Regions from separate parts of the Homo sapiens genome. Here region 1 is linked to region 2. A link is an interaction called in ENCODE POLR2A ChIA-PET data of the cell type or tissue named here. Cell type or tissue: PC-9. All regions are shown on one strand. Links, peaks and the distances in the headings refer to the core of each region. The heading gives the core; the rest is flanking DNA.

Evidence for each region. Peaks named below come from ENCODE experiments on the same cell type or tissue, not always from the same donor. Only the 100,000 strongest peaks of a DNase experiment are listed, where the experiment ranks them.
Region 1: POLR2A ChIA-PET joins it to region 2 with 11 read pairs; 2 of 35 experiments call an interaction of 5 or more read pairs at or near these places.

What each region holds. Positions count from the first base shown.
Region 1 is chr16:66,945,909-66,948,745 of GRCh38, reverse strand. No RefSeq gene overlaps it. Among named protein-coding and RNA genes, the nearest start is that of CES2, 12 kb to the right of the region's middle. In PC-9, for the core only: CTCF peaks have their summits at 1,197 and 1,397 (motif pointing left); a DNase peak (open chromatin) is centred at 1,355; H3K4me3 peaks cover 936 bases.
Region 2 is chr16:67,211,528-67,214,435 of GRCh38, reverse strand. It overlaps the pseudogene FBXL9P. Among named protein-coding and RNA genes, the nearest start is that of MIR328, 11 kb to the right of the region's middle. In PC-9, for the core only: no CTCF peak of the experiment used is centred there; a DNase peak (open chromatin) is centred at 1,465; H3K27ac peaks cover 2,211 bases.

The DNA.
Region 1 (2,837 bases), core at 338-2,837, 270 kb after region 2:
AGAAGCAGCAGGAGCCCACAGGCCACCGCGCTCGGCCGCGCGTGAAGTCTGTGCAGCCGCATGGTCGGCTCGCTGGTCTCGGTTCTCTGCCGACGGACACGCTGCTGTTCACCCAGAGGCTGCCCCGGGTCGGTCCAGCCGTGGATCCAGTGCCTTGCCCAGCCTCGGAGTTTGGACTGGGCAGGGAGTCGGCGGGGTGCGCTGACTTGGGCCGGGAAAGGTGGGTTGGTAGGAGAGCAGGACTGAACAGTCATAGGTGGGTGGGGATCTAGTGGTAGGCAGGCCCGGGCACGGCCACTTCCCTTCTGCCCGGGCCCCTTTGGCATCCTCAGAAGGGGCTGCGCGGCTTCTGTAGTCCTCCGCGATCCAGAGAATCCTCTCCTCAAACCTGTCGTTGTCCACAGGCCCGATGAGCGCGCTGGGGGATCGATAGGAGGGGGCAATAAACTAGAATTGGAGATCCCAAGAGGGCTTCTCTGAGGAGGTGCACGTTCAGGATCCCCACAGTTGGAGAAATGGGAAGGAACTTGATCGGGGTGAAGGAACCGCTTGAGCAAAGGCAGGGAGGCGTGACGGCGCCCTTCATTCTGGAAGCTCCTCCTTGCTTTCAGGACTCAGTTTCCTGGGTTCCCCTTCACGGCCCCTCATCTCCTTACAGTCCAGGGTCTGAGGGTCTCCGCGGTCCCCTCCCTACTCAGTCACGCCATTCTTTTGAAACGTACACGTGACCGCGGCACTTCTTAAGGAGCGCCCCCCTTTTCCTCGGTGGCTTTCAGTTTCCTCACCTCCCGCGGAGACCAGGGCCATGGTCATTTATCCTCTTGACGAACATTTCACGAGCGCCTGCCGCTCCGAGCGATGGGGACCCGGCACTCCCAGGCCTCTGTTGCAGCAGGGGAGGCAGGCGCGTCACCTGGAGGTCCCGAGACACTGGGAGCCCTGCCAGGCCAGAGGCGACCAACTGGTCTGGGAACGGGAGTGTACTATGGTCCTGTAACTATGGGCCTTACAGTGTCTGAAGCCCGGAGGTGGAGGCTGCAGTGATCTGTGATTGCACTACTGCATTCTAGCCTGGGTGACAGGACTAGACCTTGTCTCAAAAAAAAAAGGGGGAGCAGGGGGTAAATTGTAAGTTATTTCACAATAAAGCTGTTAAAAAAAGAACTATTAAGTCTAAACAGTAATCCTGGGAACTGACTTTGGGAAGGTATATTGTACATCTGCAGAACTGAAAAACATACAGAGGCATGCATGCAGCTGGTGCACAATAAACGCTTTCAGAATGTAGTGGGAACATTATGCACCAATCAGTGTTCATTGAAAGGAAAGTCTCCTCCCTCTCTCAAGTTCAAGTCATTCCAGGCTTAATATTATCCTTGTCTGCCACCTGGTGGCCAAAATGGGCAATGTGGGTGTCCTGGTCTTTCACCCCAAACTTCAAAAGGCTCTGTAATTGGACTTACGGGCCCTGGCTGGAAAGAAGGGAGACTTTCCCCATGGAAAACGGGTGCCCTGAGAGGCAAGTTGATCAGCAGTAGGGGCATAAGGGGATTATTAGGGTTTATGGGACAGAAATATAGCCTCTTAATGACAGAGAGAATATACTTTGGTGAAACCAAGAGGCCGATTGAACACAATTGGCCACCTTTGCACACTGAGATAAAATATGAGGTTTTTTGCAGAGCGGGGAAGGAGAAAAGTCTAGGGACAACAATGAGGTAAGTAGGAAAAGTAATCGTGTGGACACACATGGTGAATTTGGGGATGCTCAGGGGGTTGAAAGGTTGGCAGGGAAATTCTGAAACGTGAGAGGACATTTCCCTGGATGGAGAGGCCCCTGGTAGCCAGCGGACAGGAATCTCTTAGCAGGTGTGCTAATATCCTGTGAGTATGGGCCTTACAGTGTCTGTAGAACCACTGAGAAGAAGAGCAACCTTCAGGAGACGGGCGACTGAGGAAGCAGCTTGGCTTTCCTGGCCACTGTGCAGGAGGCCCAGGCTCAGGGGCCTATGGACAAGCCCGGTCTGGCTTCTGACAAAAGTGGGGTTAGGCACCTCTGCAGGACATCGATAGTTGGGTGGGTGGCTTGTTTTATTTTTTATTTTTGAGATAATGTCTCGTGCTGTCGCCCAGGCTGGAGTATAGTGCTGTGATCTCAGCTCACTGCAACCTCTGCCTCCCAGGTTCAAGTGATTCTCTTACCTTAGCCTCCTGAGTAGCTGGGATTACAGACACCTGCCACCACACCCGTCTAATTTTTGTATTTTAGTAGAGATGGGGTTTCACTATGTTGGCCAGGCTGGTCTTGAACTCCTGACCTCAGGTCATACCCCACCTTGGCCTCCCAAAGTGCTGGGATTACAGGTGTGAGCCACCGCACCTGGCCTGAGGTTGCCATCTATTAACCAGAGAACAAGTCCTTGCCAGACACCAAATCTGCTGGCACCTTGATCCTCGATGTCCAAGCCTCGAGAACTGTAAGCAATACATTTCTGTCATTATAAGGCACCCAGTTTATAATATTAACCTGTAGTATTTTAAGTTTTATATCAGTATTGGAAGCCCTATTTTTTTGAGGCAGGGTCTTGCTGTGTTGCCCAGGCTGGAGTGTAGTGGTGCAATCACGACTCACTGCAGCTCTGACCTCCCAGGCTCAAGTGATCTGCCCGCCTCAGCCTCCTGAGTAACTGAGACTATAGGTGTGTGCCACCACATCCAAATAATTTTTCTATTTTTTTGTAGAGATGACATTTCTCCATGCTGCCTAGGCTGGTCTGGAACTCCTGGGCTCAAGTTCAGGAGTCCCACCTCGGCCTCCAATAGTGCTGGGATTACAG
Region 2 (2,908 bases), core at 100-2,599:
AGCAGTTACTCTTAAGATGCCAGCATCGGGAAGGGAGGAGACCAGGGGGCAAGGTGTTCCTTCTGTAGATGGGGCAGCTAGAGCTAGAGCATGTGGCCTTGCAGTTCTCTTTGGGTGGGTCTAGAAGCATCTTCCCAGGGCCCAGGAAGGGGGTGTCCTATACCAGGGCCAAAGTCCAGAACCCAGAAGGCCTGCTTCAGCCTGCTGCTGTTCTCTCACACAGAGAAATATCCCTGAAAGGCTGTTCCTGGGCTCCTGCAGGTTATTTATTTATTTATTGATTTAAGCTGGAGTCTCGCTCTGTTGCTCAGGCTGGAGTGCAGTGGCGCGATCTCGGCTCACTGCAACCTCCGCCTCCCAGGTTCAAGTAATTTTCCTGCCTCAGCCTCCCAAGTAGCTGGGAATTACAAACTCCTGCCACCACGCCCAGCTAATTTTTGTATTTTTAGTAGAGATAGGGTTTCACCATGTTGGCCAGGCTGGTCTCCAACTCCTGACCTCGTGATCCGCCTGCCTTGGCCTCCCAAAGTGCTGGGATTATAGGCATGAGCCACCACACCTGGCCAACTCCTGCAGTTTTAAGTCCATATGACCTCAGGAGCAGGTGACCTCAGGAGCAGACCTCAGGAGCCACCTGGGAGGTGGCTTAGAGGCTGCTCCCATCCCACCTGCAAAAATGGTGGGGCCTGGACATGGTCTCAAGCCTCTTCCGTACCCCCAGAGCTAGAAGTCCTTTAAGCCAGGCTCTGCTTCTTTATCGAGTGGCCTTGCTGCCAGGAGCCAGCCCTGGACTTGGGCCCTGGGGCATTGCCAGAGCCTTCCAAGGTCTTTTGTCCACCTGGTTCATAGGGAGGCAGTGGGAGAGAAGAGACCCTTCCTGGCCAGCCAGGCTCCAGAATGAAGGGAAGGAAAGAAGTCAGGCTGAGCCCCTGAAGGTGCTGTGCCACTGGAGCTGGGGCCTGCAGGACTTTCAGGGGTTCCTCAGTGATGTGTGACTTGGGGGAGGAGGTGCTGCCTCACAGCCAGCTCTGCCCCACCTGCCCCAGCCAGTTTCCTCTGATCTGCATGGGATGGAGTCGTTCAGCTTGCAGGGCTTGGGAATGGCTGGAGGTATGCCCTCCATTCCTCTCTGATGTTTTATTGCCCTCTCCACCCTCACACACTGGGATCTTCCCAGCCTACCTTTCACCTGAGATCCCCGATCCATTGCCCACGAGGAGACCTGTGGTGAGTGCCCCTCTCATCTGGAATGACCATGTTCCAGAAGTAGGGGCTGGAAGGGGAACCTGGCTGACCTCTGGTTCCTGTGAAAGAGGCCAGGAGCTGGTTCCTGTCTCTTACACCACTCCTTCCTGTCATTATAGCCATGGGTGCCACTTTTCTGTGGTAGAAGCCAGGCTGGCCTCTCCACACCTGGGAATGAGTCCTGTGTTTCTTAGGAGAATCCTGTTGATAAGTATCTTGCAGGAGCACATCCTGTGAGTCACTTCTACCTTCTGCATTCCTTTTTTTTTTTTTTGAGATGGAGTTTTGCTGTGTTGCCCAGACTGGAGTGCAGTGGTGCAATCTTGGATCACTGCAACCTCCACCTCTCAGGTTCAAGTAGCTGGGATTATAAGCATGCACCACCACACCCAGCTAATTTCTTTTTTTTTTTTTTGAGATGGAGTCTTGCTCTGTCACCCAGGCTGGAGTGCAGTGATGCAGTCTCGGCTCACTGCAAGCTCCACCTCCCGGGTTCACGCCATTCTCCTGCCTCAGCCTCCCAAGTAGCTGGGACTACAGGTGCCCACGACCATGCCCGGCTAATTTTTTTGTATTTTTAGTAGAGATGGGGTTTCACCATGTTAGCCAGGATGGTCTCGATCTCCTGACCTCATGATCAGCCCACTTTGGCCTCCCAGAGTGCTGGGATTACAGGTGTGAGCCACCGCGCCCAGCCTAATTTCTGTATTTTTAGTAGAGATGGGGTTTCACCATGTTGGCCAGGCTAGTCTCAAACTCTTGACCTCAAGTGATCCACCCGCCTCAGCCTCCCAAAGTGCTGGGATTACAGGCAGGAGCCACCGTGCCTGGCTTGGATTCCCTTTTGATGATGGTCTGTGGGGTACCAGCAGGGAACAGCAGCTTGTTTTTGCAGTTACTGACAAGACAGGTTTAGGGGAGGATTCTTTCCTGCATCAGGACCATGTTGATTCAAACAAGAGCCCTCTTTGAGTACCACGTGCCTGCAACATGGGCAAGAGGTAGGGAGATGGGGCAAGGATTTTAGAATCCAAGCCCTCTTCTCCCTCTCCCCAGAGATCTGTTCCACACAAATTATACCGATTTCCCTTTGGCTCACTCCAGTGCAATATCAGGAAAAGTTCTTTGAAGATATCTCCTTAGCTGGGAGCTCCTAAATGCCTGCACAAGCCAACTTATTCCCACTATGTAGCCCTGAGCTTTTCTCTTGGGTCCCACCTGACTCCAGCTGTGCACTCCCCATTATCACTCCCCTGTTCCTCTACGCAGAGCCAGCTCAACTTCCTTGGCACGGGTGAGGTGTGTTCTGTTAGCTCCCACCCACGGAAATGGGAGGCTTCAGCGTCCTTACCGTGACAGATAGATGCCCCCTCCAGAGATATGCCACAGGGATCACAAGCACATCTTGAACTCTGGAGCATCCGGGGCCCAATACCAGGCAGCTCCACGTGTTCATGCACACACACATGCACATGCACATACATGCACACACACATATATGCACATGCACACATTTTTGCTTACACACAGAACACATTTTTGCAAACATTCATGTGACAGGCTCTCTCAGGCCACCAGGGGACTTAGGCCTCACTGCCTGCCCCAGACCTCTGGCACCTGGGCCATAGAGGGTTGTGGTGAGTGACACCTACCTCACTTCTAT